2 separate regions of the Mus musculus genome follow, and region 2 is linked to region 1. A link is a loop called in an ENCODE intact Hi-C map of the cell type or tissue named here. Cell type or tissue: heart. All regions are shown on one strand.

What was found. A loop is a pair of places that touch in the nucleus more often than their neighbours do. Peaks named below come from ENCODE experiments on the same cell type or tissue, not always from the same donor. Only the 100,000 strongest peaks of a DNase experiment are listed, where the experiment ranks them.
Region 2: it touches region 1 in a loop (2.4-fold over the local background); 2 of 42 quality-filtered maps call a loop at or near these places.

What each region holds. Positions count from the first base shown.
Region 1 is chr9:119,560,609-119,568,608 of GRCm38, reverse strand. It overlaps Scn5a (sodium channel, voltage-gated, type V, alpha), which reads left to right and starts at 5,931. Exons shown (of 27, transcript NM_001253860.1): 1 at 5,931-6,257. The coding sequence starts at 5,985. In heart, no CTCF peak of the experiment used is centred here; DNase peaks (open chromatin) are centred at 4,758 and 6,768; H3K27ac peaks cover 2,370 bases; H3K27me3 peaks cover 2,430 bases.
Region 2 is chr9:119,089,647-119,097,646 of GRCm38, reverse strand. Plcd1 (phospholipase C, delta 1) reads left to right here and starts at 4,145. Exons shown (of 15, transcript NM_019676.3): 1 at 4,145-4,289. The coding sequence starts at 4,256. In heart, a CTCF peak has its summit at 4,040; DNase peaks (open chromatin) are centred at 3,056, 4,056, 4,716, 5,896 and 3 weaker places; H3K4me3 peaks cover 1,731 bases; H3K27ac peaks cover 3,506 bases; H3K27me3 peaks cover 542 bases.

The sequences.
Region 1 (8,000 bases):
GAGGTATTCATTGGTATGTTCTGCTGAAGGGAGAAACTGAGTTGCCTGATGCAGGCAGGGGCCACAAGTCTTGGGTGGCGGCTGTCACATCCCGCTTGGCCTGCACCACCAACCCGATGGAAGGTTGATGACAACCCGTGGAAGACAAAGGTCTGGATGGTGACATGTCATTGAGCCACGGTGTCCTGGCCTCCCTGTCTGGGGTGTAAGTTCCTGCTCTTACAGGCACCTTTCCATAGACCTCTTCCTTAGCATTTAGGGAAAGGCAGCAGGGGAGTGCCAGGGCTAGGAAAGGTGAACCTGGGTAGGTAAGATGGCCGCCAGGGTGGTGGGTCACCCAGCCAGAGGTCATGGCACCGGGAAGCAGGAGAAAGAAAGTGCCAAACAGAGGAAGCAGGCAGAGATTTCCTGGGAAGCCCGGGAGCCACTTCCACAGAGGGCTGCACATAAATTTACATGGCAAAGAATATTCTTTGCATGCTGGGTTCCAGAGACTCAGATTCCACAACGACCAAAATGCCAGACATGACTCAGGCAGGAGGCTGGAGTGAGCCTGCCTTCAGGCTCTGGGCTTGAAGTCTGCAGGGAGGGGCCGCACAGAGCTGGAACCCAGAGCTGTCTCCCCCTCCCCTCTCTGTGGTCAGGCATCCTGAGAGTTCACTGGTAAAGCCAGCCAAGTCCCACGCAAACCAGGACCCATGAAGCAACCTGACATTGGTCTCCTACCCTGAGGACAGGGGACATTAGCTGCAGCTGCATTCTAGGTTGCTAGGATGAGTGTTCATTTCAGTTGTCTTTGGCCGCTGGTGTGAGCCGCATCTATTCAGGAAGGCTCAGGAAGACCAGTGCACAGTGGGAGCAAGCACAGTATCTCCATCTTAAAGTCAGTTAGGGTTAGGGTTAGGGGGACATTTAGGGCAGAAGCCCTGACTTGCCCTAAGCTAGACATCTGGGCCAAGTGGGCAAGGCAAATTTATCCCCAGAGACTGAGTGACCAACAAAGTCTAGAAGGGGAAAGGGCCAGGTTGGAAGTGTGAAGGAGGAAGGGATGTAACACTGAACACAGGCCGTGCTCCTAATGTCTGTTACAGACTGGGGTAGAAAGAGTGGTCTGTGGCCGTGCGGGGGCGTGGTCATTGTCGTGGTTAATGTGTTTGCTGTTGTGATGATGGGTAGAGAAGCAATGGAAGGAAGGAAGGGGGTATTTTGGCTCACAGTTCACGGGATACAGCTCATTTCAGAGGGAAAGGAATGATTACAGAAGCAAGAGGTCACTGGTCACATTGCATCCGCAGTCAGGAAGCAGAGAGGGGCGGGCCCAGGGGCGGGCCCGGGGGTGGGGCTCCGGGTGTTCCCCGCCGGTGTTCAGTTTGCCTTTCTCCTTTTTATCTAGTCTAGAACTTTATCCCCTGGGGTGATGCCACCAGCTTTCAGGGTGGGTCTCCCCGCCTCAGTTAACTCAGTGTAGAAAATCCCTCACGAGTGTGCTCAGAGGCTCTAAACGCTGTCAGGTTGACAATATTAACCCATCACAGCAGCGATTCCAAGCAGGGGTTAGGAGCATGCCCAGGGCTGTGATATTGAGAAAGGAAGTAGAAACACTGGGTGAAGGTGCAGGGCACATGGCCAGAACAGGTACCAGGATGAACACACTAGTTGGGAGGAGGCCAAACCATTTGCTCCCGCTAACGCCAGAGTCAGTGGGACTTAGGAAGACATATTCCTGTGACCTGAGGTAGAGGGATGTAGTTTGGATGGAGTAGACTCCTGGTGGTGGTGGTGGGTTTGCCAGGACGGGGGGAGACTGCACCAGGCAGAAGGGGCAGCTAGGAGAACCTGCCCCAGTTTCCAGAGCAGATGGAGTACTAGTGTTGAGATGCCAACAGAGGGGAAGCTGTGTTGGAGCAAGGCAGTGGCATGCACACCTGTCCTGCTGTGCAATGGGGACTGCCATCTTGAAACCAAATCGACCATAACCTCCCAGCCTCAGGAGTTGAACAATGGAGGCTCAACTGTGTCTTCTTCCTGCCTTCCCCAGCCATGGATGTCCCCACACCCTCAGCACATTCAGACCACTCTGGGGCTCACCTCGTCCTGGCAGCCTGTAATCCTGCAGCTGGGCTATACCAGGCATAGCAGGGTGTGGGCTCTGAGCTACCGAAGGAAGGGCGGGGCCAGAGCCAGGTGCAGGCAGAAGAACAAGAGAGAAAGCTGATCCTGCCCGCCTACCGCGAGTAGCCCAGAACACAAAGGCCACTCTTGGCCAGTTTACTTTGGAACCTGAGGCTGCGGTGGCTGGGAGGCAGCGAAGCTTCATCTGGAATCCAGTTTCAGGCAGGCCTCTGATGCCAGGGGCTCCCGGGGTGTGAGTGCTAACCCGCCTTTGGGACCCACAACCCTTTGCCAGATTGGGGTGGAGGGGCAAGAGGGTGTGGCAATGCTTAGAGTCGGTCCTTTCACCTTAGGCGATTCCTGGGGTTGCTCCCCTAACGTACTGTCTCTCACTCTGGGACCCAGCAGGACTCAGAATCTGCCAAGGTCAAGGGTGGGGGCGGCTGGGCTCCCCAGGCTATGCTTCTCTCTTTAAGACTCAGCAGAGCTGATCTCCAACCCTGCCCAGGGATGTCCCCAAAGACCAGTGAGCCAGAGAGAGGCTGGCACCCACCACAGTGGATCCCAGGATGAATTGGAGGACCCTCCTACCCACAGCAAAGGAAGATGGACCCCAGGCTCAGTGACTGAGCAGCGGCTGAGCCAGAATCTTGGGGTCCTCCACCCACTGAGATCTCAGTGTCCGTTTTTAAGACATAGCATTAAAATGGAAATCAATTGTATTGAATAAAGCTGTTGGTAGACTTAAAAAACCAAATTTCAATAGTGTGTGGGCCTCTCTAATAGGATCACGCAGGAACTGGAAGCGTTACGACCTTGAAGTTGGGGGCAGCAGTAGTGCTGAGGTGAGCACCGTCGACATATGGAGCAGCGATGTGGAGACCGAGTCCCTGAGTCACTGAGTTACAGCAGTTCACGACACCTTTACAGATGAAGGAAATACTGCCATCCCTTCTCCCCTAAATCATTTCTCTGTCTCTCCAAGAACCTCCAAACTCTATAAACAGGCCTAACTCACCAGGGAGTGAGAGGCTCCCTCGATGTTGTCTTCTGGAGGGGCACATGGGGGTGAAGGTGTGTTTCTTAGCACAGATGCTCAGTGGGCGAGACTTCACCCACCTGTGCCTGCCCTGGCATCCATTTGCACGAATTCCCCCATTTCAATAGAAATTATAAACACATCTTTCCTGAGGCAGATGCATATGCGGGTGCACGCCTGTACACACACACTCCACCATTGTGTGCGTCCCTGGGCTTCCACGTGTCTCCAGAACCCTTGCAGGCGTATGGTCACAGATGGATACCCTGATCCAGAGAACACTATTTTTAGCAAATCATCCTGAGCTAAAGGGTGGCTTCCCCGTTTACAGAGGAGCAATTGCTCACCATGGAGAGGGCTGCCCCGCTGTCCTCAGGCTGGGCTCTTTGTTTCTTACATGAAGTGAGTAATGGCTGTATTGCTTTGCAAGCTCATCATAGCAGATTCAAGCAATGAGGGGAGGTGCGAAGAAAGTTTAAAAATGGCCCAAATTCTCCTCAGCTAGGGGAAGAAAAATCACCATTCATGTTTGCTGATAAGCGCTGCGGATAGACGCCTTCTGCTCAGTCAGAGGTGGAGGCTAGACAGGGAAAGGCTCTCATGAAGTGGGGACCTACTCTCACCTGCTATTTTTAACAAAGATGGTCCTTTAACTTTGTGTGACTCAAATAAGAAGCTGCAAAAGGACGGGGAGGTTGGAAAGGGAATCTCTGTCTTTCTCGTTCTACGGCATTCATTTCGTACTGTACTGGCCCAGGGATACACACGCACATGCAAACCACAGACACACACACACACACCATACATATAGACACATATACACCATACACATGAGCACACACACAATATACACACACATAGACCCCATACACACACCACACACACACACCACACATACCATACACACATACTAACCACACCAGCTTGCACACCCATCATATACACACAACATACACAGTCACACACCATATACACACACATCGTACAGAGTCACACATCATGTACACACACACATCATATACACACCATATACACTCATATACCATATACACACACATATACACCATACCCACATACCACACACACATCATACACACTCATATACCATGTACACACGCATACCACACGTGCACATACAAACCACACACACACACCACCATGCACACTCATATACATGCACACACATCATACATATACCATATATACACATATGCACCATACACACATACCACACACACACACACCGTACAACTATATGCTCATGTCTGTGTGTGTGTCTCAGTGCAGAGACACATATGTGCCAGCCATATGGAGGCCAAAGGTCAGCTTGCAGCAGCGTCATTCCTTGGGAGCTGTCCAACTTGTTTTCTGAGACAGGAATTCTCACTAGGACCTTTATCTGCCATCGGTGGTGCTCAGGCACCCTGAGTTGGGGTCCTTGTTGGCCGTGTGCTGGCATGGGTGTCACAGAAGCTTATAGGGGTCACTAATGACATGCCCCATGGAGTGAGCTCAGGGCAAAGCCCTTGGCTGACAGGAAGAGAGTGTGTCCCTGGCAGACATCTTCAGCAGGTGTCCAGTCTGCCCTCTTGAGCCGGTGCCCAGCCATTCCCGGTTTTGATGTGGTAATTAGCGGTGCAGCCTCCTGGCTTGGTGTCATAGTCAGGAGCCCTCTGGCCACATCCTGTTTTGGTGAGCCTGACAGAAATGCATTCTTCTGCCTTGCTGTCATAGACAGAGTGTGTTCGCACCAGGTTCTGAATCTTTTGAGGCCACCAGGGGCCACATTCTCCCTGTTTGACGTCACACACATATGCCTGTTGGAAGTCCTCTTCACCAGTGGTCACCGCCTTCCGGTGCTGGGGGGGAAAGAAAAAACAACCCTTGGGGTTTGCGCTTGTATGTCCCCTTTTATGGGAGAAGAGGGGACGGTGTGATGAGCCAGAGACCCACCTGTCACATTTCCCGTCTTTAGAATCAGTCTAGCTAGGGACGGTGCTGCACTCAGGGGATCCCTATGAGATCCTCAGATGGAGGTCTACACAGTTGGGCACACCAGATGCCAACATCTGGATGCTAGTTCTTGTGTTCCTGTCCGGCCGGCCGTTGCTGAAAACCCTGGATCCCTTGGGGGGCAAATGCTGCCTCCAGTTGCTGCCTCTATGCCTCAGGTTTGATTTGCACCTCTTGTGTGAGGGCATGGGGATTGTGGGGGCACTGGACACCACTCAGGCTGGGAATGTTCCCTGGAGAGGGGGGGTGGGACCCTGTCCCGTGCAGGGCCAAATCCTGACGTATGCATGCTTCACCTTTTAATTGGAGAAAAGCCCTTCTGTTTGAGTCTGGGATAAAATGAACGGCATCTCTTCCCATCCCTGCCCTGTGGAGGCCAGGGAGCCGGTTGTGGTGGAAATGTCTTAAAGGGGGTCAGTTGAAGTGTTTTTACTTTTGTGTGTGGTGGACAGGGTAACCCCTTCATGAGGACACACCGTCTCTTGATCACTGATATTTATGCATACACGTACACACTGGGGCAAGAGTGGGGGGGGTCACTTCATGGACCCTCCCCACACACACACACCTCAGTGGAGGCGAGCATCAGCGTTTACCCGAGCCGCTGTCAATCGTATGCGCCTGTGCAGTGGTTGGCAGTGGGGGTCGGGAATGGGGTGGGCTGTACACTTTTGCAGATTGTGTCTTTCCCCGCCATCGGCCTAGCTGGCTGACTACCCTGCCCTCCGGCCGTGGCACCCCATCACACCCTGTGTTTGTCTCCCAGCTTCCTTCCAGGCAGCCTGAGGAGAGCCTGTGCCCCCAGAAGCAGGATGAGAAGATGGCAAACTTCCTGTTACCTCGGGGCACCAGCAGCTTCCGTAGGTTCACCCGGGAGTCACTGGCGGCCATCGAGAAGCGCATGGCTGAAAAACAAGCCCGTGGTTCGGCCACCTCACAGGAGAGCCGTGAGGGCCTGCCAGAGGAGGAGGCTCCCCGGCCCCAGCTGGACCTACAGGCCTCCAAAAAGCTGCCAGATCTCTATGGCAACCCACCCCGAGAGCTCATTGGGGAGCCCCTGGAAGACCTGGACCCTTTCTATAGTACCCAGAAGGTGACTGCCGCCCCCTCAGCACCCTCCTCACCCTTTGGGTAGCTCCTGGGAAGGCAGCAGACAGATGGAGCTTTGCTCCTGTGGAGTTCTGTGTGGGGCCGGCTCCCCTGGGCTTTGGGGGAGTGATTCACCATTAATCTGTATTCCAATCACCTTAATTTTGGAGTTCTGGGATACAGACATAAATCACGCCGTTTGAGCCCCTAACATAGGGGTGGGAGGACCACTGAAATGTTACCTTCTTTTGTCTTTCTCCGGCATATACCTCTAGGGGATTCCTTCCTGTCCCCAGACGCGTGGGCGCTTGGAATGAAGCCCTGAGCGGTCCCCCTCCTAACTCCTGCATGCGTTCCTCCTGTCCCTCTGGCAGCTCAGAGAATTAGCCAGGCATCCTCCTCTGAGCCAGCTGGCTCAGGCTGAGCCACAGTAGAAGTCTCCTGGGCCTCGTGGCCTTCCCTGAACCACAGAGGTCATGGGAAGGCTGAGGGGTGAAGAGGGCGTGGCTGCTAAGGCATGGAGTGTGGGGAAGCCTTGTGCTGCCCTTGTTGCCTGGAGAGAGGGAAGGGAGTGTTGTGCTGTTTCTCCAAGAGGCCCTTCCCTGCACTAATGATGTGACAGGCACACAGGTCCCCTACAGAGGGACAGGCTGCTCACACAACTGTCCACTTCTGGACCTGACTGTGGGGGTCATGGCAGGAGAACAGGCTGGGATCTAGAGGAAGGCCTTTCCAGGAAGGCTAGGCAACAGAGACCAGGGTGGCCACGGGAGTCCCTGTGGCCAGCTTCAAGCTGAGCGCAGAGCAACACCAGCGGGACTGGAAAGATAAGTACAGTCAGTGTGGGGGTCTGGGTAGCATGTGTCTGTCGGTCTGTCTGTCATGGTGGTTGAAGACAATGTTTAAGAGACTAAGAGCCTGAGTGTGCACGTCTGTGTGTATGTGCATATGCATAGGTGCATGTGTGATCAGCTGTGGGTGCGAAGGGACACACACACACACACACACACACACACACACACACACTCACTCCATCTATACAGACAGTTAGCAGGAGAGACGACCTGGGCCCTGCTTCTAGGCTGAGGCTCCAGGACCTCTCCCTGGCTCAGGTGACTGGAGCAGGGTCCGAGTGGGATGTGAGCCTGAGCTGTGAGTGAGTGAGTGGGTAGGCTCGGGTCGTGCTTGCTCCGAGCTGACAGAATTGGGATTAGGGTTAGGGACACAGCTGAGGGTGAGTCTAGGTCATGGAGGGGAACAGAAAGGACTAGGCAGGACTCAGACGAGACCAGTAGTGAGCACGGCAGGTGAACCTAAGATGGAGTCCAGGCTGGCTGGGCTTAGGAGACCCCCCCCCCAACAGGTCACCAAGGACGCCATCTCTTTTCTTAGTCTCTATATATCTGGGGATGCTTGATGTTTTCCGGGTACCCTGGGTTCCATCCTGTTTCTCTTGCCGTCCCTGGCTACACCGCCTGAGGTCTCGCAGGCTGGCACCCCGTGGAACTCCTAGTTCTGACCTCTCTGCTCACCGTGTCCCAGCAGCCAAGGTTAAATAGGACTTTGTCCCATCCCCTCAGCCCGTGAAGATGGGTGACCTCATAGCCTGTGGCTGCCATGCTCTGGTGTGCTGGCTCCCTTTGCCTCCGGCTTCTGCTCTGCAGCCTTGAGATCTCACAGCTCCCCTGCCCCATGATGCCAGACAGGCATATCTTCTAGAAACGAAGGGAGGTCCTCAAAGCCCAGA
Region 2 (8,000 bases), 470 kb after region 1:
TTACCTTCCCACACAAGCCTGCCCCAATAACCCCGGCCTCTTCCCACATCACCTCCTTGTCACTCAGATTCCACCAGGATCACTTCTTGTGTTTATTACAGCAGCTCTTTTCTTTCCATTAAGATCTAAGCTGCATGACAGCAGGAGGGTTCTTTTTATGTATTTTAAACACTGACGATCATTTCCATGTTTCTATGTGCCCAGTGGATGATAGATTCTTTTTTTTTTAAGATTTATTCATTATATGTAAGTACACTGTAGCTGTCTTCAGACACACCAGAAGAGGGAGTCAGATCTCATTACAGATGGTTGTGAGCCATCATGTGATTGCTGGGATCTGAACTCACGACCTTTGGAAGAGCAGTCAGTGCTCTTAACCGCTGAGCCATCTCTCCAGCCCCAGATGATAGATTCTTAACAGATACGTATTGAAAAAAGAAAATAGAAGTTTCCAGACACAGGTTTTAGTGTCTTCTTCAGTTGGGTGGACTTTGTCACATGGCTTTTCCTGGGGACACACGAACAACCTTCTTTTTGTTCACCTCGGTTATGGCACCAGTGGCAAACTAAGGAAATGATTGCATTTGGGAGCCCAGTAAGCTCACTGGGGTCATGGGTGAGCCAAAGGCGACTGGGTCACTCACGGAGAAGCCAGCCCACAGCAGCCTGCGTGAGGGCTCATAAAGAGTCACCTTACGACTCCCTGAAGCTTGCAGGCAGCTTCACCAGGGCCTCCTCTCCCTCTGCCGACAATGTGTTCTCTGATTAGAGAAACCTGGAGAGACCTTGTAAATTTTGTGACTTCCTGAGCCTTGCAAGTTTCTTTAGCTTCCTGAGACGTCCAACCCCTCCAAGAGGGAACTTTTCAGGTCAGAGGAGATAGCTATGGAACATTTTCCCCAGACTCATGAAGCATGAAGCAATTCCCCTACCGCGGCTGGCGTAAGCGAAGGAGAACACTGAACGTCCACATTAAAGCCGACGCAGTTCCATTCCCTATGAATGCTGATTAATATAATCTCAGAAAAGAAATTCTCAATTGCCAGGTGTGGTGGCGCATGCCTGGCCCCAGCATTCAGAAGCAGAGGCATGCAGATCTCAGTAAGTTCAGGACAGCTGGAGCTGCAAAGGGAAACCCTGCCTCATAAAACCAAGTATTGTATGCCGGCCCGTGGCCTACATGAACCGGGTACACCTGGGAGGCAGGCTGGGGGCTGAAAGAGACTTTGATGGCAAGAAAAAGATAATGAAGCCAAGACAAACGTCTGTCTGATCAAATTCTGCAAGTTTATTAAGAGACTGTGCTTATAAGGGGGAAGGCCCATCCCCCCACCCCCACCCCCCAGTCCACTCTTGGTGCCTGGAGCCATTCTGTAATGCCAGCAGCACTTGGTCGCCAGGCTGGTTGCTTATTCAGGAATGTCTCAGGAAGACAGGTTCAGCCTCTCTCAGGGCAGTTGTCACTTCAAAAGGAGCCAGCCAAATTGGAAAGCTGCACCGCAGGTGGCCCCACCTCAGTGGTGACAAGGTCTGTACTAGCCTGCTTCAGGCTGGGGGAGGCTACAACCAAGAGGAAAAAGGACAAAGGAAAACCCTAAAGAGCCCCGTGCTAGCCTGAGATTACCAGGGCTGCTGCAACGCTGTAGCCCATGCTGGCATCTGATCCTTGCGCAGGAGTGACGTCAGCCTGATATGGTCTGAGGAGTCTCCCTTGCCATCACTGTCTCTTGGGGCAGGTGACCTTCCCATCACCTGTTGAGGCTGTTAGACCTGGGTCAGGACCTGCTGCACCAACGTTCACAGAAGCAGGGGTGTGCCCTCAGACCAAGAGCCTCTGTGGCTACAGAGATGTATTAGATAGGCCACCGAGAGAATGGCTGTGGGCAGGTGAACTCTAGCTCAGAACCCTAGGCAGGCAGTATCAGTGCCACACTCTCAACATCTTCAGTTTACCCCAGAGCAGACAGTCGTTCCTGGTTAGAGAGAAGCAAAGTGACTTGCTCAGATTCTCACACCAGGAAATTGTAGAGGCAAGACTTAACACAACCCCTTCACCCTGATGCTCCGGCACTTGGGTTCTAAAAGACAGGGAGAGCACTGAATAAACTTCACTGGCCTCACCCACCTGGGCTGGTCTTGGTTTGAGTTTCATGGGGGAGGGGCTGAGCAAGACAAGCCCTGGAGCCTGACCATCCTGAAATTTAGCATTCTTGTGCTGATAGCGCGCACACATGTCCACGCTGTCCTCGGAGTGAGGGATAGCGTGGGGGCCAAGGGAACTGACTCTAACAGAACTAGTACTGGCTGGAATACTAGACCTCTCTCACCTGCCCACAGTCACCAGCCCCTTCCCACACACCCACCTTTGCACAGACACTTGAGACTGGGGCAGCCAGGGGTTGGGGGTGGGACAATACCTGGAACTCTGCCCATAGAGGACAGGTCTCAGGTCTCAGGCTCCAAAGAAAGCCTACCACCGAGGCCCTTTGAGCAGTCAGGGTCTCAGGAGAGTTTGCAAAGGTTCTGAGTAGAGTATATGTGGCACCCGGGCAGGACTAGGCCCACACCGCTGCCCCTGGAAGGCTTCCCCCACCAGATTCCACAACCATCCTAGGCACACTACTTAAACCTAGCTGCACAGAGCAGAGGGCCTCCCACCCCGTGAGAGAGGGAGAAGAAAGAGGATGGGAAGAGTGTCATGGTGCAGGTCAGCACTTGAGCATGACGTTCTTTGTTTCTGCAGAACCTGGCTGCTTGGGACAGCTTTGAGTCAGCATGCCTCCCCAAGTCTGCCTGGCAACCCCAGGCCAGGGAGGGGACATGAGTGAGCTGCAATGCGTGCAACAGAAGCTACATATGTGTCTGTGAGCTTGGAGTACTCAGGAGCAGAGCGTTCTATAAACCCGGCCATGGTCTTTTGTGGTAGAGGGAGAGGCCCTAGTGGTGGGTAATGCCCTGGCTTGGAGCCCAGGACTCGGAGACGGAGATGACAAGAAGAAATGACTCTGGAGATGAAGCCGTGCCAACTGCTGGTGTCAGGAGTTCTTGGTCTCAGGTGTAGGAGAGGAGGCCTGACTCATGGATGCGAATACCTGCCAGGCTCCAGGACAGGACCGAGGGGGGAGGTTCCAAGGCTCAGGGAAGACCTGGAGAGTAGGGCTTTGGAGAAAGAGACGGAAGTCAGGGAAGGAATTTCTCAATTTGCCCCTTCCCAGGCTCTGTCTGCAATGGAGCCTTACTCATTCTTCATGCAGTACAGCGCCCAGCTTGTGGAAAGGAAACCTGGGGGGGGCCTTCCTAGGGCATCAAGACGGGGGTGGGGGTGGGGAGTGGGAGGCCTGAGTGCCAGCCCCACACTGTGGGGGTGCGGGTGGGGTGGGGTGTACATGAACGGCAAGTGATTCTCTAAAACCCAGCCTTAACACTCAGAATCGGGAGACAGCCCATGCTTCACAGGCCACGGAGGCCTGCTAATGCTAGGAGAGAAAGAGCTGAGGAGAGCCCGGCTAGACTCTTCCAGGCCAACTGCCTCCAGTATCGGGACCCTTGCCCAGGCAGCCTCACGGCAGGCCTCCGTCTTCTCCCCTCATTAGGGAGTGAGGGGCCTATACCTGCTTGCTGTTACCCCTACCTTAAGGAAAGCACCTTCAACACCCCCGGAAATGAGACGTCTCTCAGAGCTAAAGAGAGGGGCCCCTCTCTTGAAAAAAAAATCTAGATATTACTCTCCCCAAACGTGGCAATGTGGGCCCGTGCATGCACGCATTTCTTAGAAGACAGACCAGACTGCCTGGCTAATCAGCCGCTTTAGCAGTGATTCCTGTCCCCGCTAAGACCCGATTCTGATTCTTTCCCACATCACCCACAACCCCGGCGAGGCCAGGCGCCCACAGGCAGGGCGTGGGGCCGGCAGCTCGCCGTAATGACAGGGCCTGTGGGTGGTGGCGGTGGAGGAAGCAGGAGGGATCTGACTATTTCTGGCCCTGGCGCACCCAGCTGGCCCGAGCCCCGGCCAGGGTTGGCTAGTCTTCCCGGCCCCCAGCACCGCGTCCTTTCCAGGTCCCCTGGAGGGGGCGGGGAGAAGCGCCGGTTGGCGGGTCCGGGGGGCGGTACGGTGTTCTGGACCCACCCCCGGCCGCCTCCCATCTCAGTTCAGTTGGGTCCCTGCACCGGACTGCGCAAGGACCCCAGGCCGCTTGGTGATTTTGCTCAAGTGAATCACGCCGCGTCCCCTCCTCCGCGCGCCCCGACCGGCATGGACTCCGGTCGGGACTTCCTGACCTTGCACGGTGAGTGTCCCGAACGTAGGGGAGACCCTCGGGAAAGCCGAAATACACCCGGGCGGCAGGGATAACAGCTCCTTCGGCCGCATTTAAACCACCAGAGAGCCAACTCCTTGTCCCCTTGTGGGATCCCAGAAAAACCTCGGCCCGCGCTGGACACAACCTTGGGCGTTTCCAGACTTTCCCCCAAATCTGGCCCAAGAGATCGGGGAGCAATGCTGACATCTCTCGGGGATTTCCCCTTAGCCTGTTCATAAAAGGCTGGGCTCCTGGGTCCAGATGGCACCAAAGGGGTCAGGGAAGGAAAGGGACAGCATCCTTAGCCAAACTCTCGATTCAGAGGCTCCCCAAAACACGGGTGCGCCTGAAGCGAGTCAGGCCGCGCGGGTGTGGCGGATGAGGGTGTAAATGGGTGGGGCGAGGAGGAGGTGTGCAAGTTTGGCTGAAGTCGTTCTGGCAGCCTTCGCTCCCCAGAACAGAGAAAAGCGATGCCAGGGCTGGGAGGAGCAGCGCTGTCTTTTTGCTGACCCTCCTGGTCGGACTGGGCCAGATCTCAGTTAGAACCGCCTGGCAGCTTGGTCCTTTGTCCAGCCGGCTTTGTTTCTTCCCATCTGGGCTAGCTCTTCTCCCCATGCCTGTCCCTCTAGCAGAGAGGGAAAGCGCAGGCTCCTGGCTGCCTGTCTTAGAAGCGTCCAGGGAAGAGCAAGGAACTAAGTGGTATTTACGCACACTCTGTGGGAGGGGCTGTGGGGAGTCTTTCCTTCGTGTCTCCCCAGGTCATCTATTAGCTCAGCAATACCTGCTCCTCTCACATCGATCCACGGTTTCACAGTATTTTTCACTTAACTCGAGTATCCCTGAGATTGTAGGTTCTTGGTTTTTGTTTTTTAATTAAACAACGTGTACTTGTGCTGGAGGGGGTATGGGTGTATGGAGATCAGAGGACAACTTGCAGGAATCAGTTATCTCCTTCTATCTTGTGCGTTCTAGGATCAAACTCAGGTCACTGGGCTTGGCAGCAATTGCCTTTACCCACTAAGACGCCTTGCCTCCTGGGCTGTAGATTTTTGTGTTCACCTGTCCTCCGCTCCACTCCCCCTTGGATGTGTGCCCTGCAGGCAGCCCCCAACCTGTTTTGCATCAGTTGACCTGGACTTTATTGTTGTGGGGGCCCAGTAAGCTTGGGTTTCTAAAAGCCACCTTGTTGGGCTGTGTTCCTGCCCCTCCCACTGTTCCCTCATTCTCTCCAGAGGTCAGAGATGCCCCTACAGCTCCTGACTGGTGGGAACAGAGGGTGGCCGCTCTGAGGGTCACAGTGGAGAGGGGCGGGCTCTCCCCTGGCCGCCTCCCTCTGGCTGCCTCTGACCGCCATAGTGTCATGGAACCTGGGTCATGGAGCAGGCCTCAGTGTCTGTACCCTGGTCCCATTTCTTTCTTGGGTCAGCCCTGGTATCTCCCGTACCCAGGAAGACACAGAGCCTCAGTCTAATACAGCACAGGCTTGGCCAGCCTGGCCCATCCTGTTTGAGCCCAGCCTCCTGGAGTTGTGACTCAGTCCAGCCTTTCCTGCAGGACTGGAATGTACACTGTGGCCAAGCTGACGGACCTGTGGGCCCAGCGCTTCAAGCGTGGCATCCACCGTGACCTCCAGAAGCAGCTCCTGCCTACACTGCCAACCCGATGGGGAGGGGAGAGGGGTCAAGGAGGGTCTCTGTGGGAGGGCGTGGTCACTGTGGCTTGTACTTGTTAGCTGATGGGGAGTCTGCACTCCTCTCCACAGTGCAGGTCCCACAGCACTGGTCACTTTCTGACTTGGGCAGTTGGGGGTCTGCTGGAGAGGTGCCCTCAGTCCCCTCCATTAGCTGGAGACCTGTGGACTCACCAAGAGATGACACGTGGCTCTGTCCTTACTCATACAGAGGCGATGTTGGATAAAGACACATATTGTGCAGACAAACAGTAGAGTTCTCACTCTCCCCTGAATTCCTTGCAGAAGTCTCTCTCTCTCTCTCTCTCTCTCTCTCTCTCTCTCTCTCTCTCTCACACACACACACACACACACACACACACACACGCTCGTGTGCCCACAAGCTGGGAATTGTCTGGCAGAGTGGTTAGATGATGGGACAGAATCAAGGGCAAATGTAGCTGGATTTGTATGCACGGACCAAGGGGCTCTTTCTACCACTGAAGCCTGCTAATTGATACTATAGTTGCCATCTTCCCCTCCTACACCACCCCTCTCTATTTTAACTAAGCCTGGACTGGCATCCCCAGCAGGGCCCTGAAAAGACATTACTTCCCAGGACCTTTTCCTTCACTAAAGACAGTCACCACACTGACTTGCCCTGCACCTGGCCCACCTGCCCTATTGCCCGAGCCGGCAGTCTGTAAAAGGGACAGGGAGCCCCTAGAGCCACAGGCTCCAACTCTAGCTTTGCCATTTGCTGTGTAGCTGTGGCCTTTCTGAGCCCTTTTCTCATCCATGGGATTGCAATATATTTTTCCACAGAGGATGTTGCCAGGATAAAATACTAGTGGGGGCTGGGGACTTAACTTCAGCAAAGTAGCTCGGCGGGCACACATTCCTGGGTTTAGTCCGCAGCACCTTATAAGCCTGGCACAGTGGCACAAGATTACAATTTTAGCATTTGGAAGTTGGCAACCATTAGTTCAAGAAGTAGCAGCCCTCAGCGGCACAGGGTGTTGGAGGTCAGCCTAGGACACACAAGATCCTCTCTCAGACAAACAAAATCAATGGGCTTGGGAGTTCTAAGTCACTTCGGAAGCCAAGGACCCCAAGAAAAGTGAGCACAGAAAGTAGGGGTGGCCTGCCCCCCACTGATGGGAGTTATGCTTCAAAGCTATCTGCTTTGGGGGTTCTGGGCCCATGATACACACACATTGATCCAAGTTGTTAACTCTTTTGTGTCTCAGGCCACTCGAGGAGTAGGGACCTTCTCAGAACTGCATTCTGTTGTTGTGGGTCGTTTCCAGTTTGTTGTTGTTTGGAGGGTTTTATTTGTTTTGTTTTTGAAACAGGATCTCACGTTATACCCCAGACTGGCCTGTTCACTATGTGGCACAAGCTGACCTCAAACTCATCGCAATCCCCCTGCCTCACAATCCTGAGTACTACAATTACAGATGTGAGCCACCCTAACAAACTTAGGGTCGTGATCTTAAATCATCACATAAAGTGCTTAAGAATTCAAAGAAAATACAGCATATTGGGGTTCGATCCCATCAGGGCCCAGGCAGTCTTTGTTTTGGCTAAGAACCTCTATATAGCTGGGTAGTGGTGGCACACGCCTTTAATCCCAGCACTTGGGAGGCAGAGGCAGGGGGTTCTCTGAGTTCAAGGTCAGCCTGGTCTACAGACAGAGTTCTAGGAAGCCAAGGCTATGCAGAGAAACCTGTCTCCAACAAACAAACAAACAAAACCCCTTCACATGTTTTTTGTTTTGTTTTTGTTTGTTTTTACAACGTGGGCACTCTACTCACCCCTACCTCAGACAAAGCTTTCTTGTGTCCACATTTCACCCATGCCCACATTTCAGTTCGTCTCCATTCACTGCCTTGCTCATCCATCACGCATGCTTCAGTGTGGCGGTGGCACCCTACTCACTCTGTGCTTCGGCTTTTTGTTTTTACTGTGCTTGTCTGTGCCAAAAAACTGGCTCTGCCAGTGACTCAGTCTTGCTGCTTCAGTGAAGC